5 separate regions of the Mus musculus genome follow, and all the other regions are linked to region 4. The links are chromatin loops, found by intact Hi-C in ENCODE. Cell type or tissue: left cerebral cortex. All regions are shown on one strand. Links, peaks and the distances in the headings refer to the core of each region. The heading gives the core; the rest is flanking DNA.

Region 1 (6,661 bases), core at 887-5,886, 110 kb before region 4:
AAGGTTCCTGTCACACTAGTTCAGGCTGTGGCTGGTCGGATGCGGGACACCATTTTAACCCACAGGATTTGGCTTTGAGGAGGAAACAGGACGGCGGCAGGAAGTGCAATCAAGGAAACTATGTTCTTAAGCGTGGCCGACGACTATGGGGTCCATCCACTCACGCCACTCAGCGTGACTAGGGTCTCGACATGTGCCAAAACCCGGGCTGTTTACTGAGGAGATAAAGCTGAGTGGGACTTAGACCCCAGGTGACAGTCAGCTAGCTGTATAAATGGCTCTCTCACATATACTGGACAGGATAGAGGGCTGTAAGTGTGACATACAGGACAAAAAACATCTTGCCTATAGTAGCAGATTTTTCTACTATATAGATTTTGGTTAGCAGGGTGTTTGGTTTTTGTTGTTGCTGTTTTATTGTTGTTGTTTTGTTGTTTATGTTTATATTTTTTAAATTTTGCTTTTGTGTATATGTGAGTGCGTATACATGTGAGTGTGTGTATGTGTGTGGATTTGAGTGTGAGTGTACATGTGTGCATGTGTGTGAGTGCATGTGTGTGAGTGCATGTGTATGTATGAGTGTGTGAGTGTGTGCAGATGTGTGTGTATGTGTGTTTATGTTCATGTGTTTGAGTGTGAGTATGTACATGTTTACATGTGTGTGAGTGTGTTTGAGTGTGAGTGCATGACTGTGTATGTGTGTGTTTATGTGCATGTGTGCATGTGTGTATATGTGTGAGTGTGTGTATGTGTGTGTATGTGTTTTTGAGTGTGAGTGCATCCATGTGTGTATGTGTGAGAGTATATGTATACATGTCAGTGTGAGAGTGTATGTGTGTTTCTGTGTGAGTGTGAGTATTGTGTGTGTATGTGAGGGTATGAGTATATGTTTGCGTGTGTTTGTATGTGTGTGAGTGCGCGTATGTGTGTGAGCGAGTGTACGTGTGTGTTTGTGTGCGCCACAGAATGAATGTATTGCTTGGAGGACAGCTTTTGTGAGTCAGTTCTCTCTGATCGCCATGTAGGTTATGGGAATTAAATTCAGGTCATTAGGCTTGTGTGGCAAGCACTTTGAGCTGCTGAGCTTCACTTGCCAGCAGGTGAAGAGGCTTTGAGGTAATAAAATACTGGATCTGGAAGAGAACAGAGATATCATCTAGTTCCAGCCCTCCCTCTTACAAACACAGAAATGTGACTTCCGCAGAAGCTAAGACGCTTGCCCAAGGACACATCCGGCCAGAGGCCGACTCCAGGAGAAAGTTCTTATCTTCTGCTTCCCCAGTGCAGAGAATTTTCCACTGCCCCATGCCAGATTACACACACAAGCATCACTTCTGCATTCCCCGCTCCCATACCTTAGCCACTTCTTTAAATGGTAATGTTTGTGAGTTCCAGGAGTCTGTGCTTATTTTCCATATTCTGCCAATTAATTGTGGTCTGGAGATAATCCATTCCAAGTCCCTGAGCTATAAAGTATGGCATCAGCTAATCTTTTTTCAAGGTAATTCATTCAAAACCTTGCATCAATTACACCTATTATAGTTTAGTCTTTGAGTTAAAAACCAATAATGTTCTTCTTTTTCCCCACAGCATGGTTACTGGGAGAAACTGTTTGTTTCCTGCTTGGAGACTATGTAGCCCAGGCAGGTCCTTAGCTGGCCTCCAACTCGCAATGATCTGCCTGCCCCTGTCTCCTGAGTGCTGGGATTAAAGGCTTGTACCACTACACATGACTTTTGGAGTAACTATACCACTGCGGAGTGCAGGCTGTCCACAGAACCGAAGTAGATATCCTGGGGAGTGAAAAGGGTCAGGCTTGAAGGAGCCCCATCATCGCTTGGTCAGTGACAGGCAGGAACAGTCTGGGACCTACTTTTCTCTGTTACTGCAGCCAGGTGCAACAGTAAGAAGAACTCACTGTCGCCCCACACCCTCCACTCCTCTTCCCAGCAGTCTACGCTGGGCCACTACCATCTGGAAATTATGAAGTCTGTTTGGAAGCCAGAAACACCTTCCACAGCAACTTAAATGGATTGCTTCCTTAGTCAACAGCACATCCAAAAATAAGAAAACAATTAGGCATTGTACAAACCGCCATTTTTATAGCCAACACTTCCAGCTATCAAATTAACCTGTGATGGCTTCTGACTCACAAACTATTCTGTCAAAGAGTCAATGATGTGGTGTTTACAGAAGGGAAGAGGGGGTCATATGGGCTAGTTTGTGTTTAGATAACATGGCACTAATATGGCTTTCTGATGTGGCTGGATGTAGCCAATGCTAGACATCTGGGATACAAAGCAATGGCTGACACTGAATGTCTGAGGATCCCCCAAAGCAAGCAGTGGTGTACCCTTTTATAAACCTGTGACCTTTTATAAACCTGTTCATGGCAGACACCACTTTGGTGTGATTCTCTATAAATGCAGCCTTGATGTCGGAGGTGAATGCCTCCACCTTTTGTGTTTGTCAGCTAGCCTGTATAGGTATGTATGCCTATCTTGTGACCTGTGTGCCCATCTACCCGTGTATGTACCCAGGTGTCTGCCAGTGTCTGCCTGCCTTGTGGCCAGTGTGCCTGTAACTACAGTTTCCCCTATTTGCTGCTGATTCCTTGGATTCTCTTTAACCTCTGGCTATTTATAACCCTCTTTTGTTCCTGGCTGTGGAGCTTGGACCTCACATGCACTCTCTTGTCTAGCAGTATAGATCTGGGCCAACCATTAAACATATGAGCCAGAAAGTACAGGAGGAGGAGAAGGAGAAGAAGGAGGAGAAGGAGGAGAAGGGAGGGGGAAGGGGATGGGATGGGAGGGGGAGTTCTTTTTATCCTTCTTTCCTGTTGTCTAGGTCTCTTATAACAAAAGACAGATTTACAAAAGGTAAACAAACAGATGTGTACTAACATGTATGTCTCCTACACTTGTGAGAAGAAATCCAGAGGTAAACAGACTCTCAAAGACATAGAGTAGAACTAATTCAGACTTAAAGAGATTGTCAACAGACAACAGACAGCATTGGGGACAGTGCAAGGTGGAAATGCAAACATGTGGGAAGCCAGTTACCTGCTTCATAAAGACTTCTTCATTGCATAGAATACCCCAGTGTGGTGTCCAGGCTGTGAAGGGTCTTAGGTCATCTCATGTGATAATTTAGTCCCTATTTGGTAGAGAAGGAAGGAGGGACGACTTTACAGAGTTCTACCCCACTCTAGGGGAAAGGTAGAAAGATGTCTCCTGTACATTTCTCCTTAATTGTTTTCAGCTTGAAACAGACCTTATATCAAAGTATTATATGTGGGGGATTCATACTCTGACGTTCTTTGAACGCCTTCCTGGGCACTCATGGTTCTCTATTACAGTCAAAGCCATAAAGCTTAGGAAATGAAACACTGAATGCACTTGCTCAGTCTCTGCTCCTCTGTTTGCAGCTTTCCCACCTATAAAACAAGGAGGCCGAGTGATAGACCTCTAGTATCCTTCCTGACTCTATCTAGTATCCTTTCTACCTCTGACAGCCATGAGCTGCAGGGCTTGCTGAGCCTGGCTCCTCCTCAGATGGCCATGGGCAAACAGCAGCAGCAGCCAGGAATTCCTCAGAGATTCACCACAACCAGGTTTGACCCAGTCTTACTGATGAGACAGTATGGTGATCTTCATATACTTAAGACCTGGCTTCAAGTCTGGCAGTGGTGGCACACGCCTTTAATCCCAGCACTTGGGAAGCAGAGGCAGGTGGATTGCTGAGTTTGAGGCCCAGCCTGGTATATAGAGTGAGTTCCAGGACACAGGGCTACACAGAGAAACCCTGTCTCGAAAAACCAAAAAAAAAAAAAAAAAAAAAAAAAAAAAAAAAAAAAGACCTGACTTCAAAATTTGAGGTTGACTCTAGACTTCTTGGAGTAGTTTCTCTTGTCTGCCTGTAGATGTCACCAGAGAGCTGACAGCAGACATGTTGAAGCAGGGGTAAACTTGAAGTTTGATTTGCTCCCAGCTTTTCAGATAATTCTTTTCAGTTTTCTGACCTGATGCCCTGTGAAACTGCAGAGAACTGAGCCCCAACGTGTTTTCTTTAATAAGATATATTTATTTTTTAAATGTACACTGTCACTCTCTTCAGAAACACCAGAAGAGGGCATCAGATCCTATTACAGATGATTGTGAGCCACCATGTGGATGCTGAGAATTGTACTCAGGCCCTCTGGGAGAGCAGTCAGTGCTCTTGACTGCTGAGCCACCTCTCCAGTTCCCAAAGGTTTATTTATTTTATGTATGTGAGCACACTATCACCATCTTCAGACATATCAGAAGAGGGCATTGGATCCTGTTAAAGATGGTTGTGAGCCACCTGTGGTTGCTGGGAATTGAACTCAGGATCTCTGGAAGAGCAGTTAGTGCTCCACCAACATGTTTATTTAAAACCACCCACACTGCAGACATTTAAGTGCCTGCCAATTTAGAACAGAGTTGAACCCAAGGGCCTCTGCGCAACCCACATGGAATAATTTAAAAAAAAAAAAAATCCAGTGTTCTCTTTTTGTTTGTGTGTTTAAAGACAGGGTCTCACCAAGTCTGGGCTGGCTGAAAATAAACTTGAAATTGACCTGAACGTTGTGTTTTATAAAAAAGAAAGAACCAGGATATGTTTGGTAGAAGCAAGGTATGGTGAGGTGGAAGGGGGTGCCTCTGTGGGCCCATGCTGAGACATCCCTTCCCCCTGAGGAGCATGGGATAGAGTTTATTTAGGGCATAAGGTGGGGGGAGAGCGAAAGAGGGGGGGGAGGAAGGGAAAGAGTGAGGGAAGAGAGAGAGAGAGGGAGAAGAGAGAGAGAGAGAGGAGGAACATGTGGAGAGAGTGTGGGGAGGGGGATGGGGAGAGACGGGATAGAGAGGGTAAGTGAGTAAGAGAATAGAATGAGAAAGTAAGATAGAGAAGAGGGGGAAAACAGCTCCTTTTATAGTGAGTCAGGCATACCTGGGTGTTGCCAGGTAACTGTGGGGCGGAGCCTAGAGGGAATGCTAACATTCTGATGCTCCAGACTCCTCCTCCTAGGGACTGGTGGTATTCACCCTCCACCTACAGTGCTTTGCTTGCTGGAGGGCACTGTCGCAACAGGATGACACACCCAGCCCCTCCTTTTATTTATGTTCCAAGTTTAGACAAAATTATGCTGGATGTTCCCACTGTAATAATGACATCTACTGAAATACAACCCGTTCTTCACCTAGAATATTCGTGACGGTATCTGTCGCACTATAGTTTATATTTCTTTACATATTCATTTTATTTTATGTGTGTGGGTGTTTGGACTGCCTTATGGGTGTGCCTGGGACTCAAGACCAGAAGAGGGTGCCAGACTCTTTGGACCAGTAATTGCAGATGGCTGTGAGCCAACATGTGGGTGCTGGGAACTGAACCTGGGTCCTCTACAAGAACAGGAGTGCTCTTAACCACTGAGCCATCCCTCCAGCCCCTGTGTTATTCTTTATTGAACACCAATTCCCCACACTTATAAAAAAGATTACCTCTCCCATAGCCCAGAATCTTCCCTGTTATCCAAACTATTATTCAAGTGCTGCTTCAGAGTTTGTAAGCCACTTTCAAATGACCTCATAACTAAAGGTGCCTAGGATACATTCATTTGTAACAATGGCTGGAAGCCCTTCTTCATCCACGAGTTTGTGGAACCAAGATCGGAATCTCGGTCCTTCGATCCCATATTCCTGTCAAATAAAACTTTATAGGAGACACTGATTTGGACTAAGCCCAACAGTCAAGCCAATATGGAATTTAATCACAGTAGCTGGCCTTTATTTAGTTCATTGCAGGAGGCTCTGTAGCCAATTATCTAATTAAGCTGTAACCAATTAAATTGTCTCTCACAGTTCCATTTTCTATAAACGTCAGATTATGTTGTTGGTTGGAGCTCTCAGAATCTGCTCCGGTTTTGGAAGCAGCCTGATTCTTTAACCATTTTTTTTTTTTTTTTTTTTTGGCTTTTGCGTTTTCTTTTGCTTACTTTTGTTTGGTTTTTCTTGCTCACACTAATTTTGCTAAATGTAATTGGTCACAGGAATTTTCCTTTCAACATTCCATAATCTTTCTATTGTCCCAAAGACCTCCACTAATTATAATAAAATCTCTGCTCTGTAATCGCGCCAAGCTGCAGTTACCCACGACTGAGACGTTTCATGTAGGGATTTAACAGTTTTATTTTTGTCTTAAAATGATTTATTATTATTATTGTTGTTGTTGTTATTGTTAGTGTGTGTGTGTATGTAGACATGTGCATGTCACAGTGTACATTTGGAAGTCAGAGAACAACTTGAGAGAGTCGGTTCTCTCCTTCCACCACGGGATCTGGGGGTTGAACTCCAGTCAAGTTTGGGAGGCAAGCGCTTTTACAGGCTGAGCCACATTGCCAGCCCTCCATCTTTATTTGCTAATATTTTCTTCGGCAGTAACGCAGAAGGTAGGTACTACCATTCCCAAAGATGAGCCCATTGAGTCTGCTATTGGGAAGTTGCTTCCAGGTTTTGAAAGTGATGGTCCAACAACAACAACAAAAATGGTGACGTTTACCTGGAGAGCAAATCATATCCCTAGTTCCCACACACCACCATACTTCTTTCCAGTGCAGAGGGGAATTTTTCCTGTCCCC
Region 2 (5,000 bases), core at 1-5,000, 480 kb before region 4:
ACATCCCTGGGAATCCCATTTTATCTTTTCCCATTTCCACATACTGCTAGGCTCAGGAGTCCAGAGGGACATGAGGAGACACTAGGCACAGGCCATCAAAATCAGGAAATTTTAAATGTAGCTCATAGTAGTCCCCAATAATGTGCTGTCCCATGCTACTTCCCCACACACCTGAAGGGGACAGAAAGAGGCAGGTTGTAGCCCAGGGCAAGCCAGTGTGGAAGAGCTGGAGCTTTGTAGCTCTTCAGCTCACAGGCCAAGCCAGAGGATCTACATTCTTAGAAATTTCCAAATTAATGATCAATGTTCTTATCTACTCAATAAGATTGTCCCATAGTAACCTTTCACTCCTCCTTTGGTTGGTAAGGGGACAGCCAGGTTCTGAACACTAAGTACTTACTATATGCAGCCCTGGGGGAGGGGAGCCTACCCTGGTTCAGCTGAGAATCTGCAGGGTTTGAGAGTGACTAGGGAACGTCACAGACTGCCCAGAGCCCAGATGGAGGAGACCCTCTACCACAGGGTAGTGCAGCGGCCAGCCATGCACTGAGTGGATGCGTTTGTATTTGGTTTCTGTACCTTCTCAGAGCAGTCTATCTCCCTGCCCTGCCCCGCCCCACCCCGCCCCTCTCATAGAGGGACTGCCCAGACAAAGACAAAGCAGATGGAGACCAGCATCTGAGCTCCCCAATTTCCTCACTCTCCCCCACTTAGGTTGAAGAGAGGGGGATGGACCCTGTGGTATTCTGCCATCGGCCAGGAAGTAACCAGAGGACTTCTAGCTAGTGTTTCCCTTTCATGATCAAGTCCAGACTCTTTGGACATGACTGAGGGTGACTGGTCCTTACAAGAAGAAGGGAAAGGGTTGCCCAAGGGCATGCCCTGGGCTTGGATTTTTCCCTGCTAAGCTGGCAGAGTCACCCACGGGGTGGGGAGGGGCTTTCCTCATCCCAACTCACCGAAGAGTCAGCATCCTCAGACCTCAGGTGGTCAGCAATGTAGTGTACACCTTCTAGTGCTTTCTGTATTTGAGGTGACAGCAGGATCTCACTAGCCTGGGATGGAGTCTTGGCCTCAGGCCCCATGGCCCTCAGATGCAGGCTGCCATGGCCATAGAGGACACCCATGGAAGAGTCTGGGAGGCCTGCACACATACATATGTTTTCATCTTCTTCCTCCTCCTCCTCTTCCTCTGTCTCCTCCCTTTCTTCAGCATCCATGTTGGTCTCCAGCCAATGATAAGTGGGGCTGAGCTTCAGACCTGGAGAGCCATGGAGCTCCATGGGCGGCAGGGGCCGATTCATCATCAGCCACCGGGGCACCCGGCCTAGCAGGGCCACCCTCACCCAGTTGGGCATGTTGTGCGTGCTAGGGGAACGGTGGTGGACATTGAGCACGAAGACTGTGATCACAATAGAGAGGGTGACGAAGATCATGGTGAAGAGCAGGTACTCGCCGATGAGTGGGATGACCAGTGAGGTGGATGGGATAATTTCTGTGATGAGCAGCAGGAAGACAGTGAGGGAGAGCAGCACCGAGATGCACAGCGTGATCTTCTCTCCACACTCAGAGGGCAAGTAGAACACGAGCACGGTGAGGCAGGAGATGAGCAGGCACGGGATAATGAGGTTGATGGTGTAGAACAGCGGCAGCCGGCGGATAACGAAGTAGTAGGTGACGTCGGGGTAGATCTCCGCGCAGCAGTCGTACTTCTTGCTGTTATAGGTTCCGGTGGCGTTGATAATGGCCCACTCGCCGCTCTCCCAGTAGTCCTTCAGGTCCACCGTCCGCTCCATCTGCTCCAGGTCGATCTTGGCCTTGTCGTATGTCCAGGAGCCAAACTTCATCTTGCAGTTCTGCTGGTCGAAGGGGAAGAAAGTCACGTCGATGCTGCAGGAGCTCTTGTAGATGGCTGGGGGCACCCAGTGCACAGTGCCCGTGAAGAAGAGGTGGGCCTTGGTCATGTGGGTCACCGCAAACTCCCCGTCTGCACTGGGAAGAGGAGACAAGCTGGGATCCTGCATATCTGCCTCTTCCGTGAAGCAGGGCAACTGAGTAAACAAACTCACTATTGACTGGCTAAGTAGAGTCATCCAAGCAAGGGCAAGATAAATCTCTCCTACAGACAGACGTATCTGAGTTGCCTTTTCAAATACCAGTGTTTTAATTGCAGAAGTAAAAAATTTAAATAAACTAAAAAAAAAAAAAACCACGATTGCCATTTTGATGTCATAATTATATATCTGACTGTCATAAAGACTATTCCTTAATTTTTCATATTTCAAATCATGGGACATTTATAGTCTGATCCTGTTATTATCCATTTAGTATGTTGAAGTTTTTGTGGTTGTTTTATGAGACAGGGATCTTACTATGTGGCCCCAGCTGGCCCCCAACTTGCTGGCTGGATTTAAACTTGTGATCCTCCTGCCTCAGTATCTTGAGTTCTGGAATAACAGGTATTCTCCACCATACCTGACTAGAGTAAAGGTTTTTGAGTGTTTTGATCTCCCTCACGATTAAATGGGAACTCAGTTCCAGAGGAGGAGGATCCTAGATCTTGTACCCAGATCTTTTTCGTTCCTTTCCAGACGAGACTAACATTTTGGCTGGTGAGGAAACTCCCTGTACTCTGTGCATTTAGCACAGTATTTGGGGCCAGTTTCATCTACCAGGGCCTGTACCTGAGGGATGTGAGATGTGGTTCCTGCCCTTGGGGAACCACATGGAAATGAAATATAGTCACATGACATCACCATGCAACTGGGCATTTGGAATGCTTCTGAGATCAGGAGGGACTTCTGGCTGGGCTCAACAGGATTACTGTGAAAGCTTAATTAGTTCTTGACCTGGGAGGTGAGACAAGAGCATAAAAACAGGAAGCCTCACAAGAACAAGGAAGAAATCGGCAGGCAGGACTCCATAGGACTCTGGGTTTCCCTGGGTAGAAATAGTCTTTAAACTCCACCCCCAATTCCTACATTCAACCCAAACCGGTAGTGATAATTTCGGTCATTTCACATAACTACCACTAGATGGCAGCAGGCCCCCATTCGGGGGAAGAGGCCATGTGACTTCACTGACCCTTTGCCTATTAACCTGCAGGAGGGTGTCGTTCACACACCCCTTAAATGCAGCTGTTCTGACTAGCCTTTGTCCTACCAGAAGAACTTGATGCAATCAGGTATTAGCAACCAGCTGTCTTATTGACAATTTAAAAACTCAGATAAATCTGCTGCTGGGACTTTGTTCCTGATCTGTCAGAGAGAACCAGAAACTGGAAGGATCCTAGGTGCCACCTCAGGGCACAGAGATGGGGCCTGGGGAACTCGGGGCATATGACTCCTGCAGAAGCAAACAACAGGTGTTTAAGGCTTAGACCACCAGGGGGTGACTATGCTATCCAAAATTATGTCACATGCCAACCCCCCCCCCCCCACACACACCACCACCAAGAACCTTCCATGCCTATTCATATCTCAAGAAGGTAGCAGTGTCCCCCAGAGACCTGCTTTAGAAAATGTTAGCAAGAGACACTGCCATCATTTAAGTATTAACGTCTGGATTTCTCTGTGAAACCTTACCCAAGCCAAAAAGGAAAGAATAAGTTTTAGTTTCTTTTATGAGAAAGTGTGTGTGTGTGTGTGTGTGTGTGTGTGTGTGTGTGTGTGAGAGAGGGAGAGAGAGAGAGAGAGAGAGATGCCAGTGCACATGAGTATGTGTCTGTGTATATATATGCATGCATGTTTGTGTATGTGTGTATGTATGTATGTATGTATTAGAGAGAGAGTGTGTGCTGGCACACATGTGTGAATAAATGTGTGTATGTGTGTGGTGTGTGCACATGTGTGGGTAGTGCTTGTGCATATTTGAGTGTGTATAGGCCTAAGGCTGCCATCAAGTATCTTTCCTTGACCATGCTCCATCTTTACTTCTTGAGACAGGTCCTCAAGAATCGAAGGCTTGTCTGGCTAAACTGACTGGTCAGTGAACTTCTAGGATCTACCTGTCTCCCCTATCCCCAGTGCTAAAGTGCTCTCTCTCTCTCTCTCTCTCTCTCTCTCTCATACACACACACACTCACAGAAACAGACAGACAGACAGACAGACAGACAGACAGACAGAGCGAGCCAGAGTACCACTCCCAGCTTTTATGTGACCACTGAGGATTCAAACAGATTTTCTTGCTAGCCCAGCAAGAGCTCTTGCTCGCCTAGTTCTCTCCCCTCCCAGATGCACTTTAATTAGTAACTGGCTTCTTACTTGTTGTAGAGAACAATGTCTGGGATCCAGATCATCTCTGAGGGGACGCGGAGGGAGGTGATGTTGCCAAACTCAGCCGGGTCCCAGCGCAGCTTGTAGTCATTCCATTCCTGCTCAGGGGAGTGGTCACATCAGAGCACTGCCCCACCGGGACCTTTAGGTGATCTGAGGAGCTGTGGGACTGTAGCACCCCTGTGTCCCTCTCCTAGCCCCCACAGAATCCACAGAGTCTATGGCACGAGGAAAAGGCTGCTATGGGAATAGGGCAAACCATTTCTGATAAGCAGCCCATTTTGTTCCGACTCTGGTAGTGAAAATCCCAGGCAGCCAGTGCCAGCACACTTGGCCCTCTAGCTGTGCCTCTGGCCCTTGTTCTGATGCTCCCCACTTAGTGAATCTGTTATGCAGTCACTCCTTCTCCAGGCAGGGCTTGCCAGAGACAGCCAGGAGAGTTACCCATGACCTTCCAACTATGCTCTGGAGACCTCCTGATCCAGGGAGTCCCAGCAGGAAGAGGATGCTCTAGGTCCCAACTGTGTTCCACCAGAGCAGGTCCAAGTGCATTTTAAAACCAGATTTTGTTATTGTTTATTTGTTTGTTTCATGCACAAGCTGGCCTCCAACTTACTGTAAAGGTAAAAAACGACCTTAAACATTTGCTTCTTCTCAGCCCCTCTTCCCAGGCTCTGGATGGAGTTCATGAGCCCCATGCCCAGTGCCTGCGGTGTTGGGGAGTC
Region 3 (6,661 bases), core at 1,020-6,019, 64 kb after region 4:
CAAGGGACCTGGAAGTTGTAGCTCTTTTTATGTATGCAGGCAGGCTTCAGGTGATGGGTGCTACCCATATAGTTCAGAAGTGTTGATTTCATTTCCCCTAAGGGAGTTGTTTCCATAGTGGTGAGTAACATTTCCCTTTTCAGTTCTGAAAACAAGGATGATTTAATACATCCCTATTCCTGTACCTGGGAGCTTCCTTCCCAAGGCTTCCTCAAAGAGGTACTTGCTGTGGCCCAAGAGACCTTCCACCAGGCCACTGAGGGAGGCTCTTTGCCTGCACTGACTCCAAAGGGACTCATCATTCAATGAGACACTTCATAGGCCTGTCTCTCTCCTTCTAAGAAAAGCCACCTGCTACTATTCCAAGGGTCTCACCTCACCTCCTTGGATTTCATAGAGTCCAAATCCATGTTCTAGAAACCTTATTTTTACGGTAGGAACCCTCCCATACATAATTGATAGTTGAATAGGCCACTTCATTATGAATAGACTGCTTTGTTGTTTTTTAAGATTGGCATCCAGTTCTTCCTAACTTGTTAGAAAATAGCATCCAACTAAAAGAGCCAGGGATGACAGCTGTGGATGGAGTTTCAGCCTTTGCCCGACAACAGTAGCCAGGTCCTACTTAAGGTCATTTCAGGGGTGTTACCTGAGTGTGGTACCACACCCACCAATGCCTCCATTTCTTCCATGTCTGGCTTCCTCCGTTGCTCCTTTTGCCAGCTTAGGAAAACCAGCCTGAAAAATCAAAGAACAAAGAGGAAACATGTGTACATTTAAAGTACAAAAAGCAACCAGGAGGAGTATCAATTCCACAACTTGAAAGAGAAGCAAGAGAATCAAAAGTTCGAGGCCAGCCTGGGCTACACAACAGACCCCGGTGACTCATTCAAGAACAAAAATACAAATCTCCTAAAGTGAGAATACATAAATATGCTTGTGTTTTGCATCTGCCACTAGATCTCAATGTTCCAAGGAACAAGGAACAGCCTCGCTTCTCGTTGAAACCTGTACAATGCCTCATTGAAACCTGCGCAATGCACCACATTACATGTGACAAAGGTCAACATGTGACCATTGGGTTGCCACACACATGTATCTAGGGAGGTTTACTCTGATATTGCCTGAGGTCTTTAACTCCTTCTGAAGTGAGAATAAGTGTCTGGTGACCAGAGCTGTGTCAAGTTCTACACATTGGTCGTTGTGGGCAAGACCAGTGCCCCTAGTCAGGTGAGCTTGAACCTATGCCAATGCCATTTATTTCCAGCAAGTGTCATCAGCTGGAAGCTAGGATATCTCCGTGCCATTTCTCAGGGATGGAGTTTTGTTGCTAGATACTAAGCATGGAAGGAACTATGCAGTAGTTTAGTCAACGACCTTCCTCACCGCACTTCAACAGGAAGGCGCCTTCCTGGAGGTTGGTTATATGCAGCCCTAAGGCATGGGGCATCTGCAGGGGGGCGGGGGCAGTAGTATGTAAACATCCAAAGGATATGTAGAAGCTGGCCTGTGTCTGGGTCACTGGTACACAAGGCAGGGCATGCCTATGAAGAAGATCCAGGGTGCTATGGAGGGAGGCTCAGACTAGATGACACTACACAGAGCAGATATGCTGCCCTGGAACCTCTTTCTCTACCCACATAGATGGTAGTATGAGGAACACAGGAGGGTTACCCAGAGTCTGTAGCCACGACTTCTGTGGGGAAGCACTCAGCTGTGCACATCAAAAACAGAGCTACCAGCCCTTCTGAAATATGCAAAACCTTCCTGCTGCATCTTCCCCCCCCCCCCCCCCCGGGCACTAGTCTCACAGACCTTAGTGAGACAGACTCTGAATAAGGCAGACTGGACCTTATTTACACACGACCCCCAAACTAAAACCACAGCTCATCAGTTGAAATGATCTACTCTTAGCTCAGCTTGCAGATCTGACCCAAGTAAATGGCTTTTGTGCTTGGCACATACTAGTTCAATGTAGTACTAGTTCAATGTAGTGGGATGCTGATTGTGTGCAAGGTCAGAAGCACTATGGCTCTCTAGTCCATCTCCTGCAGTCCACTCTCTGGCCACCCGCATCTTCCATGGTTCTCCAGGGAAGGGAGTTCTGGTGAGTTTCCACAAACCTGTCACACTGGAAGCCCTGCCGCCTTTCTTCCCTGTAAACTACAACGCTTTATTCAAGATTTTGTTCTTGGAATTTTTTTCTTCAGTAGGGTTCCTGAATTGCTAATCATCGCTTTCTCAGGCACCTACTGTTCTGGAAATGGTCTGGTTATGAAGACCCCTCTTTTCTCTCTTTACTTCCCTCCCTCCTCCTCTTTCTTCTTTCCACAGCATGTTTCTATGCATCTTCAGCCCAGATTGGCCTCCAACTCATGACTCTCTTGCCTCAACCTCTGGAGTGCTGAGCTCATAAGTTTGTATGTAGCACTATGCCCAGCTCACTAACCATGGTTTATTTAGGTTTTCTCCTCCTTATGGAACTATGAGTTCTTCAAGGTTTTCTGATACTCGAGAAGTCTGTATGTGTATGACCGTTTGGTAATGGACAAGATAAACCTTAAGGCATCTGCAAATGCCAAGATTCTAGGTTCTTATTTGAAGTGCTTAGCAGAAATTCTGGAAGAGGAAATGCTCAGAGTCACATTTCACGAGAGACTTCTAACTTGAAATACTTGAGGCTGGAGAGATGGCTCAGCCGTTAAGAGCATTCTTGCAGAGGATCCAGGCTCAATTCTCAGCACCCACATAGTGGCTCATGGCTATCCATAACTCTGGTTCTACAGGATCCAGTGCCCTCTTCTGATCTTTGTGCATAACAGTCACACACACAGTGCACAGGCAAAACACCAATAAATAAATAAATAAATAGTCTTATGGTTTCTATTCCTGTGCAAAGCATCATGACCAAGAAGCAAGTTGGGGGAGGAAAGGGTTTATTCAGCTTAGAGTTTCACACTGCTGTTCATCACCAAAGGAAGTCCGGATTGGAACTCAAGCAGGTCAGGAAGCAGGAGCTGATGCAGAGGCCATGGAGGGATGTTCTTTACTGGCTTGCTCAGCCTGCTCTCTTATAGAACCAAGACTACCAGCCCAGAGATGGTCCCACCCACAATGGGTCTTCCCACCCTTGATCACAAATTGAGAAAATGCTCCACAGCTGGATCTCATGGATGCATTTCCCCAGCTGAAGCTCCTTTCTCAGTGATAACTCCAGCTATGTCAGGTTGACACACAAAATCAGCTAGTACAATAAATAAATAATTTTAAAATCACCATTACTGGGGCTGGTGAGCTGGCTCAGTGGTTAAGAGCGCCGACTGTTCTTCCGAAGGTCCTGACTTCAAATCCCAGCAGCCACATGGTGGCTCACAACCATCCATAACGAAATCTGATGCTATCTTCTGGAGTGTCTGAAGACACACTACAGTGTACTTACATATAATAAATAAATAAATAATTTAAAAAATCACCATTACAAAAACTAAACCACATATGGCCACTCTAAGTAAAGCCTGTCAGTGACTTCAGCCATAAAATGAGGAAGTCACAGAGAACTTTGCTATTTTCTATAGAATAGTGACTTGGTGAGCCATCATCACAGAGAACATTAGCCATCATGTCCCCACTATGGACACTGGAGACCAAAGAAAATGTATGGTCCCACTGTTGGACAAAAATCTGTAGTTTGCCAGGACCAATCTGTATTCTAGAATTCAAATTCCAGGGGCAGAAGGAATAATGAGTCCAAACAAAACCCAAAGAACAATTGACCAGTGAGCAAAAGCACTATTGCCTTACTGACGTTGGGCTACACAAACACTTCTCAGACTCTTGGATTTGAAGATGCTCTGAGAGTCGTCTTGGGGCTAAGGCTCTTTGGCTTCAGAGCGATGTAGATTAAAGCACATTTTAAAAAGTACACACAGTTTAGGGAAGACGCAAGCATGCTCACTGGAGTCTGGAACACAAGCAGTGGTTTGGGCTTCATTCAGGGTCAGGGGTAAGTTCAACTGACTTCATTTACTACAACAACAGTACATGATGTCCAGAATGGTCTGTTGGCACAGATCTGTGCAGGGTTAGACTGAGTTTAGCTGCATCAAAAGCAGACACCAAATCATGAGCCTCTCACCAAAAACCATCACAGTTCCAGTACACAAGGAACTTGTGACCGCTGACTGACACATGGAAATAAATGGGAATTCCTTGGAGTTATAGGAATTCAGGTTTCAGATTCTTCGTGCCAAATCCAAAGACTGTGTAGAAGGGCAATTTGGTTGGCAAACTGAGACGCTATAAAGTGGACAGGAATCCTCCATGAAGACAATCAACAGAAACCTCCAAGGGGCAAGACGGTCAGTATGGAACTGACCGCTCTAGTGGCAAAGGCCATTTTGCTTCTCATTCTGCTACCAACCACAGAGCTGTGGAGCGGTGGGACTTCTCACAAGTCACCTTGTCATTCTGAGCCACCTCGGGCCTCCCATCCATAAGTCAAGGTGTGTTCCCTGGTGTAACAGATGCTGAAGAGATGAGCATCCTCATTTTGAAATGTCACCAGCAGCTTAACAGTGATGAGGGCTCCCAAGCTATGGAGCAGTGCAGTTAAGACAGCCCCAGGGCCAAGTCTTAAAGAGACCCACACCAGAATCTGCTTCCCTGCAAAGGGAGGTAATAATGGTGGAGTATGGTGGGAAAAAAAGAACCAACACAAAGCAGTTCACCTGTAGACTGTGCAGACCAGAGAGCTTCTTCACGCTCGGGTTATTTTGCTTGCGTTTCAGTTGCACGATCAGCCTTCTAGTTTTGCTTTTAGGGCTTATTTACATTTGCATGCTCTGAGCCCAAGAATAGCATCTTTATGTGATGCTCTGTGGGTTATGCTAGCCCGGGGACGGGTGCCCAGTGCTGATTTTCTGTTAAAGTAACTGACTTCTGACAGTTATTCGTGCCTCTTTCAGCCTCCCTATCTTTCGCTTGTCTTTGCTTATGGCTGTATAAAAGGACAGTAAGGAAGGTGATACAAACTCAACATCCCTCCCAGTGAACAGCTATGGAGAGTTGAATTAAAGAAGGAACGTCAGGTTTCTTATTTTATGGATATGGACTCTGAAGAATAGAGAGGGCAAGGAACTTGTCCAGAGTCGCACAGTAAGGTAATCGTCACTTCACAGCAAGGTCAAGAGCAATTATTCTACAAAAGCTCTCAAGCCAAGCCTTCAGATTCCTGAAGGAAAAGAGGTGGTTACCATTTAACCAATCAGCCAGTGTGTCCAATGTTAGGTACCCGCCAGAGGCAGAGAGGGCATGCAGTAATGTGTTTTTTTGTCAACTTTCCACCTAGGTGAATAAGTGAGTAAGTAAATAGATATTATCTAGTTCTGATGAAACAAAATTTAACCTTTCCCCCCCCCCACTCCCAAGTTTGTCACAGCAATGAGATGTAGCATTTTTCTTTTCATGCACCCATGTGAAATCAACAATTCCTGAAATAACTGTTTTTATTTTGGGAGGAATGATTTTGGCTTGCCTAAAATGATGTTTCATTTTTTAAAAAAATCAAAATAATATTTATTCTGTAATATTTTAGTATATTGGTACTTACATGGCCCTAAAACTCACTCACACAAGCAGTGTACTGGCTAGTTTTGTGTCAACTTGACACAGCCGGAGTTATCACAGAGAAAGGAATGTCATTTGAGGAAATGCCTCCATGATATCCAACTGTAAGGCATTTTCTCAATTAGTGATCAAGGGGGAAGGGCCCCTTGTGGGTGGGACCATCTCTGGGCTGGTAGTCTTGGTTCTATATGAGAGCAGGCTGAGCAAGCCAGTAAAGAACATCCCTCCATGGCCTCTGCATCAGCTCCTGCTTCCTGACCTGCTTGAGTTCCAGTCCTGACTTCCCTTGGTGATGCATAGCAGCGTGGAAGTGTAAACTGAATAAACCCTTTCCTCCCCAACTTGCTTCTTGGTCATGATGTTTGTGCAGGAATAGAAACCCTGCCTAAGACAAGCAGGAAGGGGAAATTCATTTTTTCTTAAGTACTAACTCCTCTTGGGCTAAGGGCTCAGTAGGTAACAGTGCTTTTCTGCACAAGCCTGACAACAGCCCCACCCTCGGGACACATGTCAAGGGTGAGCAGGAGGATGTCCCTCATTCTGGCTTGCTTGCTGAGGCAGGAGGCGGAGACAGGAGAATCAGCTGGAAGCTCCCAGGCTACCTGGAAAACAGCAAAAGAAACAACACACCCTGCCTCAACAAGGTGGGAAACAAGAAACCTGTAACTCACTCTCTAAAGTCAGCCCATAGAGGAGAGACGAGTCTCCCATACAGAATTCCAGTATTTATATGGCTACCCCATCCTCACAGGCAGAAGCACAGCTCCCCACTCCGTGGGCCCTTTCTGTGTGCCGGCTTCCTCCAGGGGACTACAGTATGGAAGCCAGAGGGGAGGGAGGAATTTCCCAGTACCACCCGGCAGCCAGGAGATCCAGGGCAGGCCAGCAGCACCAGCTCCAGGAGCTGTTGTTTATTCTCCCTGAGGTGTGACAAGAATGACTTCAGCTCTGTGGTCTTCCTCCCCTAACCCCTAATTCTAATCTAAGAAGGAAAAAAATACCAGAAAAAAAAATGCCAATAGCGGAGAATCCTACA
Region 4 (6,661 bases), core at 855-5,854:
GTCATCCTTCCCTCTTTAGAGGTAGGGCGTGGGGACAAAGAAGGAGGGGAAAGGGCAAAGCAAAACCATCTGCTCTCTCTTTACAACTTGAGCTTGGGCTACCAGAGAAGCTTCAAGAATGGAGACTTGACCTTTGGGGAGGAGAAGAGGCTAAAATTGACCAGTGGCTGTTTAACTGCCCAAGCAACGACCCAGGATCGATGGGGTCTTCTGGTCTATCACTCCAAGTAGGGGGGTGTCACATTCCCCTGCTCTGGCTCATTCACTTGGATACACACACACACACACTGGTCTTTCTTCCAGTCTATGAGAGAGACAGGGGAGGGAGATGGTCCTTGGGTCTATCAGAACTTCTCACATGCTAACACCTTCTAACAGCTTCTGCTTAGCCATTCTGTGCCTTCCCCCATGGTGTCCAATCTGCTAATCTCCTAACTGGTCTCCATCCAAGCCCTCCGCCCAGCAAGGACCTCTAGGTGGGGCACAGGATGGCTCCAGCTCTACTCACATATAGGGGATCCTCCCTGGTCTCAGGATGTGTGTGGTCCTTCCCCTCTGGCCTCAGTCTTAAGAAGCTACAAAGCTGGAGGCCACTGTCTCTGCAGCCTGTGATAACTGTTGCTCTGCCAAAGGCAACTGGGGCTGTAGCCAGAGGTCCCCAGAACCTCTTTCATGCCACCTTCCTTCCCTCCTGATCAACTCCAGACCCCTGGGACCTAGAATGTGTCCACCAGCAACTCCTCCTAGCCATTCTCCCCACTGCCTGGATGGACTGAGCAATGGCCTAGAGGAAGGGGCCGGGACGGAGCAGGTCCAGATGTGAGAGGGATGACTTTGGAAATGGTCAATTCTTTACTACGTGGAAACAAAATGTAAGCACGTTCTGCCTGCCCTAGTTTTATGTGGGGTTCTGTTTTCTCCTCTCAGAGTCCAGAGCAGGTTCTGAACTCTGAGATCCTCTTCTACCATCTATAGACTCAGTTTGTGCTCTCAGGCACGTCACAGCTGATCTTCTAGAGTAGTGGTGATCACGGAAGCTGCTGGTGCATTGGAGACGCCCCTTGGGCCTCAGACTGATTGCCCCCCAACACCCCAAAACCTCCTGGGAGCACTTCCTGGGAGCACTTCCTGGGAGCACTATGAGCAAGGCAGGAAGGCAGATCAATCATTTTGGCATTTCTGGTTTAAAGATAACCTAACCAAGACCAAAGAGGCAAGAATGATAATACTGGAAATAAAGAGTCAACGAGGCAGTAATTAGATGGATGGTTCAGGGGTCTCCACACACAGCACTGACTCCATCATGGGCTGCTGTATCAAAGGTATATATGTATGTCTGTTACTTTCAGTGGCCACCTTCAGGGCCGCTGTAACAGGAGCTGCACTAGGCACACCAGAGGGGCAGCTAGTGCACATCTGTAAGGGCATGAGCAGAGGAGAAGGCTTGAAGGGAAACCTGGGTCACATGGGTGGAACCCCAGGTCCCCTGGTGCTCAAGGAGCCTGGACTTCAGCTTTGCTAATCAGAAGGAAGCCACCCAGGGGTTGTTATGAGTCATTCCCCACAAAGGGTGAGAATAGGGGATGAGCATTGCTTCCAGAGTCATCTGACAGCTGCCCTGGGACACCCTCGAACCCTCTGCACAGGTGCCGGAGGGAGGGAGCTCACGGCACAAGGGCTCCTTTTATTATCTCTCAGTTTGGGAAGGTGTTCTACTTTGCTGACCTGTGATGTGAAGTCCACTCTGCGGAACACCTCCCTGGGAAGGGGGAAGCGAAGAGGACACAGTGAGCATCATGTGAGCTGATACAGGAGCGAGGACCTTTCAAAGCCATGCAAGACAGGGGACAGTCAAAGACTGTAAAATTCTTTCTTCCTCAGCAGATGGGGATCTCAGAGTCCTGAGGACTCCCCATTGCTCAAAAAGTCCCAGAAATGAAGTTGTGTGGGGGTTCCCTTCACAAAAAAGCAACCTCAAAAGTGGCTTAAGACTGAGGTTTGAACCCTGGTTCTGGAAGTTTCTCTGGGAGCACCAAAAGGGCTAAACTCCTGCTGAGGCAGGGAGCTAGATCAGGGGCCTCACTTGCGACTCTGAATCTTTTTCCGTGGACTCTGGTCTCTCACTTGGCAGGGCTTACAGCTTCTCTTTGGACTGCCTGGGTTCTAAAACTCATTTAAACCAAATAAAGTCACTGCAAATTTGGCCCCCAAGAAAAAGTTACTAGATAGGTCTTAAACCTGTTATTTTTCTAACTGGATTCATCAGTTCACCGGGTCCCAACTCACAGTTAGAGAGGCCCAGATGCTTCACTAATAACCTCCTGCTTCATTTGTCCCACCCTGGTGTGTTTACACACATACACATGCCCACGCACAATGCATGCACATGCACCCATGCATGCACCCACACATGCGCCCATGCGCACTGCATACTGTGCACATGCATTTACTCCCTGAATAGGCTCTGGAGCTGTGACATAAGACAGCCAGAGATGCCACTGAAGCCATAGCATCCCTCTGGCATCTGGATGCGGGCTCACACACTACAGCTCTAGTAACTGAGTCCTGGGGCCCCTGTGTGTCTACAGGCTCAGATCCCTCGTACCCTCCCACCTGGAGGCCTGCAACTCCAGGTCCTCTGTCAGCAGGACTTCCCAACTCTCAGCTTCACCAGCACACCGCTTCCTCCATCTGCCCTTGGGACACCATTACCCCAAGCTTCTAGGTCAAAATGTCAAAACTCACCTGTATGCCCCGTGCTGAGGCTGGGCCCTGTCCCTTCAGTTCCCAGCGATTGCCATGGTAGCCAGAGAGCTGACTGCTGCCCCACGAAGACCCAGAAAGTCCCTTGAAGCTTGTACCCACAGCCAGCCAAATCCAGATGGAGTCATATAGAAAGAGTCTTCAGGGTCACCTAGTGATTTAGGCCAGGGCCACAGAGTCACTTCTATGGGAGGATCCGTTCAACAAAGTGGCTGAATAACAGGTCTGCACGTGGGACTCCTTGTCTTGGTGCAGCGTCGGTCAGCCTCAGAAAGCGATCCGGAGATATTCTGTGGAGTCACCCACAGCTCTGCTAGGTACTGACTGGGTGGGAGGTGCTCCAACCTCCAGTCTTTATTTAAAAAAAAAAAAAAGTTCTAAAAGCAACTTCTAGAGGGAGTTTGGACTACGCCTGCCCCCTTGTGGCCATCCTCAGACTTACAACTCTCTGCACAGCATTCCAGCCCTTGGCTTTGGGACTCAGTGATTGTGTTAAAGGCCTTGCTCAAAATACTTTTTGGACAGCTTCTGAGAAAATGGCGGCTAGACCTGGTTTGTGACACACCCAAGGAAGCAAGTCTTGTAAAATTTATTGTAGCACGGAACTGGCGTTTCTCAATTCATTCAGCAAATTTGGCATTTCCTGAAGTTACATCCACTCCCAAAGGACTTGGACAATTCACACACTGGTGCTATTTAGAATAAAGTCTGGGGTGGGGGTGGTGGGCTCTGAAAGAACTTCCGAAGTCAAGATCAACACAATTCAGTAACAATGCCAGTGTCTGTGGAGCACAAAGACTGCATGAGGCACGAGAGAACGGGCCTGGGAGAAGCCCTCTGGTTGGAAGTCTGACTGGACCTCAAAGGACTGGAAACCTCAACACAAACAATTACCTTGTTTTTTTTTTTTTTAAAAAGGAGATACACTAGGGTGGGCGATAGTGGAATCCACAGGACCCTGACCTCTCAAGCAGGACCCGAGCTCGATCCCCAGCCCCCACATAAAAAAAGATGGCGTGGTGGCACACACTGTGACTCCAGTGCTGGGGAGCTGTGGACAGGACGATTGCTGGGCTCACTGGCTGGAAAGCTAGCTTGTTTGGTGAGTTCCAGACCAGCAAGGGAACTCTGTATTAAAAACCCTCAATATAGAACGACATCAGAATTTGACTTCAGTCCCCTCCCCCCATACACTTGTACACATGTACACACATACAGATACACACAATAAAATTAAACACAAATTGGAAGGATTAAAAAGAGATTCAAGCAGGTGTTAAAGAAGCAATGAATTCAGATGAGAACAGTGGGAAGAGAAAGACTATCAGAGAGACATACCCTCCCTCCCTCCCTCCCCCAAGAACCCAGTGTGAGCCACAACTAGATAGATCAGATGATGGGTCTGGACCGAAGTGTGCAGAAGCTAGCATTCATAAATAAGTTCCTGTTTGTTGGCTAAACACAAGAACAGGGTTTCAAGGTCAGATTTCTAACAGGAGAGTCTGCCAAACTCAACTCTGCCCACCCCACAGTACAGCTGCCAACCCTCAGCTGACTACTTAGAAGAGCTTTAGTCATCTTCAGGGACCACCCTCCTAACTGTGCCCAGAGGCAGCTTCTGCAGGACACTGCTTTACAGGAAGAAAAAAGCAGTCTTGTATAAGGAGGAGTAAGAGGAAGAGAAGGAGGAAGAGAAGAAAGGGGCACTTTATGATATTATTTACTATACATGCAGATAATGCATGCACTACTTCAAATATTTTTCGAATACCTATATACTTGTTTCTTGATATCCTCCTGAGGTTGGTTTCAGGACCCTTTCATGGACGCCAAAACCTCAGGCATTTAGATGCTCAGCATAAAACATCAAGGTGTTTGCATCTTTATGGCCCTGCACAGCGTCCAGTCTACTCTAAACCATCTCCAGGTTATGTAGTCTACCCAACACAATGTAAATGTTATTGTGAACAGCTATCATACTGTAGAATTTTGAGAACTAGGGTAAGGATACATTTTATTATTCAGTACAAACCCCGATTACTTAAAAAAATAGTTTTGATCTATAGTCAGCTTCGCTCTGCAGATTTGGATACTGTTAATTCAGGGAGGGACGTTGTGCACATCTTAACAGTCATGTGAAGTAGGTGTAGCTCCTGAAACCATTTACACAGAGATCAAGTGATCCATCTTGGATCCCTCCAGCCTGTGAACAGCAGAGCTGCAGTTCAGCCCTAGGCGTTGCCTTGAGTCTAGGCCTGTAACCACCCCCTTTATTACTCCTTACAAAAATAATGCTTTTGTCACTCAACAAGTCACCAACATCCCTGGGAATGGAATCTCCCATCTAGCGAGGTGTGTGCTCAGAATGTGACACTTGCAGACCGTCATTACACACACATATGCATCAGCAAGAAATAGAATGTGTCAGTTCTGTGGTTGAAGCTCACATCCCAGAAACTGAATCTCCAGGGCAGCAGTGCAGGGAGGCGGGGCCTATTGGGAATGGCAGGAGCCAACCACACAGTAAGAAGGATTTACAGAAATAGCTTCTTCTTGTCTGTCTGTTACCATGGCAAGACTCGACCTTCATGGCCAGACTCTCTCGTGCCTCCTGCCAAGTGATCACACTGTCAGAACACGATGGAAGCTGGCATTTTTATCTTGGACTTTCAGGTCTCAAATGGAGAAGAAATGAATCCCTGCCTGCTCTAGATTTCTGTTCACAGGCGTTCTGTTTTATATCACAAATGAAGACAGCCGCTAAGACCAGGGGTGTCCTCTGTATTCTTCACCTCTGTGGCTCCTGGCACCATAATACCTGACAACAACCAGGGAGGAAAGGCTTCCTTGCCTCATGACTTCAGACCAAGCTGGCAGAGAAGGTGTGGTGGGTGCAAGAGGGGGTGGTGGAGGCTGTTCACAACATGGCAGACAGGAAGCAGTACCAAGGCAGGAAGCAGAGGCTGGGGCATAACTTCCACCAGTCAGACTCCACTGTGGAGAGCTTTGGGGGCTGCTTGGCAGGAATCTGACATTGGCCAAGGACAAGAAAATGGGCTTCAGGCAGGAATCTGACTTTGGGCCATGACAAGGAAGTAAGCTCAGGCAGGAATCTAATTTTAGGCTAGAACAGGGAAGTAGGCTTCAGGCAAGAATCTGATCTTGGGCTAGGACAGGGAAGTAGGCTCAGATATCTTGGTCCTCCTGATAAGCCCTTAGAAACAGTGATCAAGGGACTTTGTTTATTGTCTTGCTTGTTCCTTGACTATTTGAGTTTATGGTTCTGCTTGACCTTATGGCTTGCATGTAATTAAAATGGTATAAAAGCAGATTGGGGAAAAAATAAACCTGCCTCAGCCTGAGAACTGGCCGGGGCCATGCTGCAATGTTGTCTAATTGTCTTTTTTCTTTTTAATCCTCACTCCTGCCCTGGAGAACCTGTTGACTGACTGGTCTGGTTTGGTCACTCCACCTTCTAAAGACTCCACAGCACCCCAAAATAGCACCAGTGGCTAAGGACCAAGCATTCAAACCACGAAGCCTGCAATGGGAATTTCAGATTTAGACTGTAATACCAACCGTGCCTAAAATGAACACTATCTCTTTTTATTCACAGACCTACACTGACTGCCTTAAGAAGTAGGGAAAGAAGACAGATGTGGACAAGGAGGAGGGAGGTGAAATCTAAGCCCAGCCCAAGTGTGGTGGTTTGAATGAGAAATGTCCCTCGTTGTCACTGGCATTTGAATACTTGATCCCCAGTTGGTGGCACTGTTTGGGTGGGTTTAGGTGTGTCCTTGCTAGAGGAAATACATCTCTCTCCCTCTCTCCCTCTCTCCTTCCATCGTCTCCGCCTTTCCTGCCTCCCTCCCTCCTTCCTGCTTTGGATTCAAGATGT
Region 5 (6,661 bases), core at 829-5,828, 76 kb before region 4:
TCTCTGACATTTTGCATTTTGCTTCAAGCTGATTTTCCTGAGTGAAATGTGCATCTCTCTATATTTCAGTTACTAGCTGTGAGCTTTGGGTGTGTGTGTGTGTGTGTGTGTGTGTGTGTGTGTGTGTGTATGTGCACACTTTAAAGAGTCCCTTCCCCTCCTTTATTTTAAATAGAGGTAGCAACATCCCAGCAGCCATTGGAAAACTATGTGGAATCTCCCTTCCTTGGTCACTCTCTCTCCTTCTTCCCCCTCCCTCAACCCTCCCTGCCATCCTTCTCCCTCCATTGTCTGTCTCTGTCTGTCTCTCTCTGTGTCTCTGTGTCTCTCTCTGTCTCTCTGTCTCTCTGTCTCTCTCTCTCTCTCTCTTTGTGATGCTGGATGGTAGAGATAATGAGGTCCCTGCACGTGTGTATGTGTTTGTGTCTGGATCCTGCTGGGACCCAGAAACCCCTCTACTTAAACAACAAAACACGCTTCCAGTGATAACTATTGATTAATATTGACTTGGGGATTCACCTCATGTCAGGCTGCATAGTTTCTCTTCATGTGAAACCAAACAGAGTAAAGTTTTTGTTGTTTTTAAAACAACCTGAGCTTATATACCGCTTAAAATGTACGCACTGGGATTTAAACAGAACTTTGTACACACATTTGTATCTTGCAAACAGATCACATTCCAAGGTAAAAACAAATGTCTGTTTTCCTTGAGATGTACATATGGATCTTGTTTTTTCCCCTGGCCAAATCTCCAAAAGCCAGGGTTATTTAACGAGATTTTATGGGATGATTGATGTCACTAAGGCCTGAAGGGAAAATAAAAGTCTTTACTTCTCATCAAGAAAAACACCAAGAGGTCTGGATTTTAGATCCATTACAACCACCATCTCAGCAGGTAGCCCTAGAGTCCCTCCACCTCTTGGGTCAAGGACCTGCAGGGGTGGAGCTAGGAACAGGGACAGGAAGTGATCTGAAACCTATCCACACTCCCAAATCCCACAACTCCAGATTCAATATGGGTGAACACCAGCAAGAATTTTGTTCTGCAAAGCATGTTCACACTGACTGCAAGCATGGCCCCCAGGAGTTTTCCCTAATACCACACACTGGCCACTAGCCACTGAGAGGTGTCTCTCATGAACACTGTTACTATAGTAACACTCCCTGCTGGAAGGAACTTCAGGCATTTGAGTTGCAGGTTAACCTGAGGAATTTGGTAAAGGTTTCAAGCCTTTGGCAAAGGCACTGGTTGCCAGAACCCAGCCAGGCAAGCTGGCCCTGCACCACTCAGCTCAGGGTTTTGAGGTTCTCTGGTGCTGCGAACTCACACTTCCTACTCCGTGGATCCCACAGTGGGACTGCCAAGGAACCAGGGAATGACTAAGAAAGCCCCAGTCGTAGTAGGCACTGTGTCCATCAGAATTTCCACAGTTTTCTGAAAGATGAGCCATGGGCCTCTCCTCAGAGCCTGGGTCTCAGGGATATAAGTAACACCTCGGGGTCAGGGGACATATGACTAGGCATGGCCAGACGCAATTTAGGAAGCTGAGGCTGTGGGAAGATAACCAACCCCACTGCCAACCAGAGTCAGACCTCAGTTCTGAACTGAGGCAAAGGTTCAGTCAGCCTGGGTCTTCCGTCAGCGTCTAGAGCCATGAGGAAAGAGGAACTCACTAGGAACTCTGGGGAGCCCAACCATACCACCCAAGACTCCACTGCTCCAAGATTGTAGCTTGACTTCCCACTCCAGATTAAGGAAGCCAGGGACCCAGCGCTCAGCTCTGGGCCTCTAACAGTGGGGAAGGTGAATGGTAGACTTCCAGTACCATGGTTCTAGAGTTCCTGTGCCCCTTTGATGCTTTTCTTCACAGCGCGAGAGGCTTACAGTCTGCCAAGCCCCCTCACCTGCCCGTTCCATGGCACAAGGAGACCAATTCTGGGGTCTCCGAAAGGTAGCTAAAAGTTTTGTACAAGCTTAGGATTTGTGTATGAGCTCTGGGCTCCAGTCTGAATATAGTCTCCTTATGACAGTAAAGAAACCTTCCTTCCCCTGGGAGACAAATCCAGAGCTGATGCCAGTCCCTGGCTGGGTCATCCATAGGCTATAAGGTCAAGTGGATGGGCTCTCTTCCCCAGCCTCTGACTGGGGAGCCTCACACCAGCCAGCTTTGGCTTCCACCTCCTCAGTCTCAGAGCGTAACCAGCGCTGTCCAGGTAGACAATGACCATATTCACTCTGCTGGCTGTGACCTCCTGTTTGGGTTCTCAAGTCAGCTAAGAAAACAGTTGGCAGACGGTCTCCAGTGAGACCCCTCTGGTATGTGGGCAGCGTTTCGGATCTCATTCTCAAAGGTCATCTTTCCACATAGCTCCTCTCTTCCTGCCCAACCCTCCACACGTTGTTTATGTCTCAGAACTAAATGCCACAGTCCAGTCCTTCTCAGCCACCTCGGCAACATTCTGTCAGAAGACGCAAAAATGCTTGATTCTAAGCCCAGGAGTAGGCAGCACCCCAAAGACCACATTCACCACCCTTTGCGGGAGCCCCTCAATAAGCAGTTTAGATTGTACTTCCCCAGCTCTGTACCCAGGCCACATGCCCTGAAGTCATGCCCTGAGCACAGGTGCCCAGAGACATGCTAATCCACCCATGCTCTCTTGAATATACACTCAGAGCCAATGTCGCCGAATGCCGAATGCCGGGTGTTCTATTCTTGTTTGGAACTTGGCTAAGAGGTTCTGTGTGTTCTTCGTAACAGTCTTTCTGGGAGTCTACACAAGGCACGCTGGGGGAAGATACACCTCAGAAAAATGTGGTTCAGCTGGATCAGCCAGTTCTCTTACAATGGCTACAGGAAGGATTTCAGCAGAGGGGCCCAACTGTGTGGTTGCCAGGGAATGTCTTAAGCCTCATGGCCTCAGAAGTAGCAAAGGAGAAGACAAAAGAGGGGGTCCTCTGAGTTTCTCTGAGCATTGCACGAGCCATTTCTACAAAGTCTGGAGCCGAGTTTTAGCCATCATCTCCTCCAGTGATTTTTAGAAAGTATGTCTGAGTTGGTGTAGGGTATGAAATATTAATGGCTAACACTTCATGAGCTCTGACTCAGGTGTCCAGACTCTGTTATAGTCTTACCATAGCCCTAAGAGGTCAGGATTCCTATTCTCTCCACTTTACAAAGATTGTATATAAGGAATTAGTGGTGCTACAGGGTGCTGTGGGGAGGAAACCTCTAGATCCATCTATACAACCCCAGGCCTACACCCCTAGGGGTTGATGATACATATTGCTGGGCCAGTGAAGGCTAAAAGGGGGGAGGGGGAACTCTTTGATGCTCAAGTCCCAGAGTGTGGTTTCAGCACCTGACCTTTGACCACAGGCTTCACCTGTGCCCCAGAGTACGGACCCAGCAGAATTTCCTTACCAGCTCTCTCTCCTCTCTCTCCTTTCTCTCCTTTTGGGCCTCGATCACCTGGAACGGAAGGAAAATACGTGTTAGGAATGGAAACAACACACTACAAATAAGATTTTTTTATCTATGGACTTGCTAACTCAAGGCCAGCGAATCCCTCAGGCAGGGGCCAGCAGCCACCAGAGGTCGCTGTGGAGAAGATAATTATAGTGTCTGCTCTGGTCATAAGGGAAAAGAAGGGTCCCATGAGAAAGCACTTTAGAGCCCCATCTACCATATAGCATCAAGGAATGCCAGGCAGGAAGCGAAGTTAGTCAGTGTTGGAGAAATTCGCACTCCAGCTCATTGGAGAGGAAGGGGTTGAGCTCCAGCCGTCCATGGAGTCAGGTTCTAAGTCAGGCTGGTGTTTCTGGTAGGGCAGTTTCCAAGGACTTGTGGAACTTCCTGTCCAGGGTTGAGTTAAAAGGTCAAGCCTCTCTTAGCTTCCATTTCACTCTACAAAGAAGGAGAACGTCCTGGCCCTACTCACTCAGTGGACAACAGAAAGGCGGGGGTGGGGGGGTGGGGGGGTGGGGGTGGGGATTCTACTTTAAAGGTTTCCCAACATAATCTCTGCAAGTCCAAAGCCCACTGCACACTGTGGTGAAGAAAGCAGTCAGAATTGTCCGGGAGAGAGTATTTACTGTGATCCCAGGTTTGAAAAGAAGGAAAGCAATCACATACATGGTTGAACGTGTTTAGAGAAGTATCCACCAGTGTGTGCTCCAAAGATTTCACCGTGGTTATTCTGAAGAGTCGGAGCCAAAGGGGCCAAAGAAGAAAGGACTTCCTGTCTACTTTACCCTCTGTGTATGTCTGTGCTGTCTAGTCATTTATCAACAAGCATTGGCTCTTTTTATATGGTCTTTTAAAAATATCACATATTTTCAATTAGGATCATAAAGGAAAGACCTCAGTCCACCTGAACACTAGAGAGTAGAATATGATTTCCAAAGACAGAAGACCGCTCAGTCACAGGGTGTATGTGTGTTGGGGCAGGGGTGATGGTGAGCAGTACTTTTTCTGAGTTGTCATGGTAATGAGTGAAATGTAGGCAGTCAGTGCAAAGAGCATCAGGTATCCTTATCTTGTATGTATGTATGTATGTATGTATGTATGTATGTATGTATGTATATATGTATGTATATATGTATGTATCTATCTGTCTATCTATCTATCTATCTATCTATCTATCTATCTGAGACATGGTCCTCCATGTAGTTCTGGGTATCCTGAAGTTCACTGTGTAGACCAGGGTGGCCTTGGAATCACAGAGATCTACCTGCCTCTATTTCCTGCTAGGATTAATGGTGTATAGCATACCTGGCCAATCTGACAATCCAGACTGACCATGAAGAAGTAGATTCCCATGAGGATGAGCAAGGGAACTACCCACGGGAAGAAGGAAAAATATCAGAAGAAGCACGGTTGGCAAATTAAACCGGAGAAAGGAAATAAAGTTGTAAGCACGGGGACTGGAGGGCATGTAGAAGGAGAGGAGGCTGGTAAGACTGAGGACAAGTGATAAAGTGCTTGCAGCCTGGCTCTGTTCTCAGAGACCCCTCACTAGGTTCCCTGCTTTTATCTCTGCAACCTGTATACATATACCCATGCACCCACACATGCATGTGTGCACAGGCACACACACACACACACACACACACACACACACACACACACACACAGCACTCTCCTAGATGGCTCCTATGCTACTCAAGGACTGAAGGAATGTGAGCCCTAGGGTGTGTCAAGATTCAGTATTACCTTTGAATCCGCGCATGCCCATGGGGCCCGTAGCCCCTAGCTTCCCATCATCACCCTTGGGACCAGGCAGTCCTGGGTCACCTCTCTCTCCTGGCAGACCTGGGGAGAGAAGACACAAGGGTGCAGCTGCAGACTCAGGTCCATTAGATGCCCTTATCTAGTTTAATAATTAATATGAACTTGGTCTTCCATAGCCTCTGCTTTCCCTTGCTTAGCATCCTACAGGGCAGCTCAGAGCCTCCCCATACACACCTATATCACCTTTCCCTGAACCCTTACTCTTGAAAGGCCTAGTGTTGTTGTGGTAGTGGTAGGGCCAGTCCCATTCAGATACCTGCAAGCATGCTGGATTTCTAAATTCTGTTTACTCTTTGTGTGCAGGCATAAAGAATCTCATGTAATCCTTATGACATGCATGGGGGGGGGTGTTATTTATACCCAAACTTCAGATAAAGAAACTAAGGCTCCTGGATGCTTGCCCCAGGGCACACAGCAAAGGGCTTTGGAGGCAGGATCTGAGTCCCCTTCTTTCTTACAGAAAGTTCATGATTGGTTAACATCATGTCCTGCTTTAGGCTAAGGTTCTCACTGGTCATTAGGGAGGAGAATGCTGTGGGGATGGCATTAGTGAGTGGGAAGAGTCTGAGGTGACGCCTTAGCCTATTTAAAGGAAGAGGGGGAAAAAACACAAATGAAAAAAACAAAACACTCCCTTTCTTTCCACAAACAAAGTGTCAAAAGCACAAGAATGTCCACAAAACCAATCAATCGGTACATAGGCGGCCATCCCATTAGGCGCTTTGCTCCAGCTTCTTGGCTATCAGACACCGTGGCCACAGCCTGCACTGGATGTACCACGGAGAGCCAGAATCAACAAACACTTTTATGGAGTGAGAGCCCAAGGCCCAAGGGTCCTGACCCAAAACTAGTCATCGCTGTAGAACACAGTTTTCTTAATCAAGTTCCTAATTGTTCTTTCCTGCTTGGAGAGCAAGCTGGTTTTCATTGGGCCTCTTTTTCCACAGCACAAGAAACCTATCTCCCAGTTATTACCCCAGGGCTAATAGCAAATGACTAGGGGAGGCAGTGGCCTCCCAAGGGTGTGAGGACGTCAAAGAAATTGATGGAATGCCTTTCTTTTTCTTCTTGACGTGATGCATCTGTTCCCAGAGTCTAAGAGTCCTGTGGTGATCTCTGAGTCTACTGCAAGATGTGCCCGAAGGGCCCCCACCCTATGATTCATGAGGCAGGAAAAGTGGCTTTTCTGTCCTGAGAGCCTCAGGGCATCCTCCGATGTGGAGCTGAGGACAGAGGGGAGGTCAGGCTGGAGCACTCCCCTTCCATGCCCTATCTTCTCCCCTCGTCTGCAATGTAGAGATTTGGCAGGAATAACCCCCTAAAATAAATAACCAGACCCTTCCCCGCTAAGCTTCCTCTCCTCGCATCAT

What was found. A loop is a pair of places that touch in the nucleus more often than their neighbours do. Peaks named below come from ENCODE experiments on the same cell type or tissue, not always from the same donor. Only the 100,000 strongest peaks of a DNase experiment are listed, where the experiment ranks them.
Region 1: a loop joins it to region 4, with 3 times the contacts of the local background. A loop is called at or near these places in 26 of 42 quality-filtered maps.
Region 2: it touches region 4 in a loop (3-fold over the local background); 2 of 42 quality-filtered maps call a loop at or near these places.
Region 3: a loop joins it to region 4, with 2.1 times the contacts of the local background. A loop is called at or near these places in 9 of 42 quality-filtered maps.
Region 5: a loop joins it to region 4, with 9 times the contacts of the local background. A loop is called at or near these places in 23 of 42 quality-filtered maps.

The regions. Positions count from the first base shown.
Region 1 is chr14:65,776,354-65,783,014 of GRCm38, reverse strand. No RefSeq gene overlaps it. Among named protein-coding and RNA genes, the nearest start is that of Pbk, 26 kb to the left of the region's middle. In left cerebral cortex, for the core only: a CTCF peak has its summit at 3,944 (motif pointing right); a DNase peak (open chromatin) is centred at 3,976.
Region 2 is chr14:66,145,779-66,150,778 of GRCm38, reverse strand. Chrna2 (cholinergic receptor, nicotinic, alpha polypeptide 2 (neuronal)) reads right to left here. Exons shown (of 7, transcript NM_144803.2): 5 at 4,264-4,373; 6 at 960-1,992. Among named protein-coding and RNA genes, the nearest start is that of Chrna2, 7.3 kb to the right of the region's middle. In left cerebral cortex, for the core only: a CTCF peak has its summit at 3,051 (motif pointing right); a DNase peak (open chromatin) is centred at 3,031.
Region 3 is chr14:65,599,016-65,605,676 of GRCm38, reverse strand. It overlaps Nuggc (nuclear GTPase, germinal center associated), which reads right to left and starts at 410. Exons shown (of 19, transcript NM_001195674.2): 1 at 381-410. The coding sequence starts at 410. In left cerebral cortex, for the core only: no CTCF peak of the experiment used is centred there; no DNase peak of the experiment used is centred there.
Region 4 is chr14:65,662,831-65,669,491 of GRCm38, reverse strand. Scara5 (scavenger receptor class A, member 5) reads right to left here and starts at 3,089. Exons shown (of 9, transcript NM_028903.2): 1 at 2,746-3,089. In left cerebral cortex, for the core only: a CTCF peak has its summit at 3,197 (motif pointing left); a DNase peak (open chromatin) is centred at 3,186.
Region 5 is chr14:65,738,941-65,745,601 of GRCm38, reverse strand. It overlaps Scara5 (scavenger receptor class A, member 5), which reads right to left. Exons shown (of 9, transcript NM_028903.2): 6 at 5,214-5,312; 7 at 3,423-3,470. Among named protein-coding and RNA genes, the nearest start is that of Pbk, 64 kb to the left of the region's middle. In left cerebral cortex, for the core only: a CTCF peak has its summit at 3,577 (motif pointing right); DNase peaks (open chromatin) are centred at 1,307 and 3,586.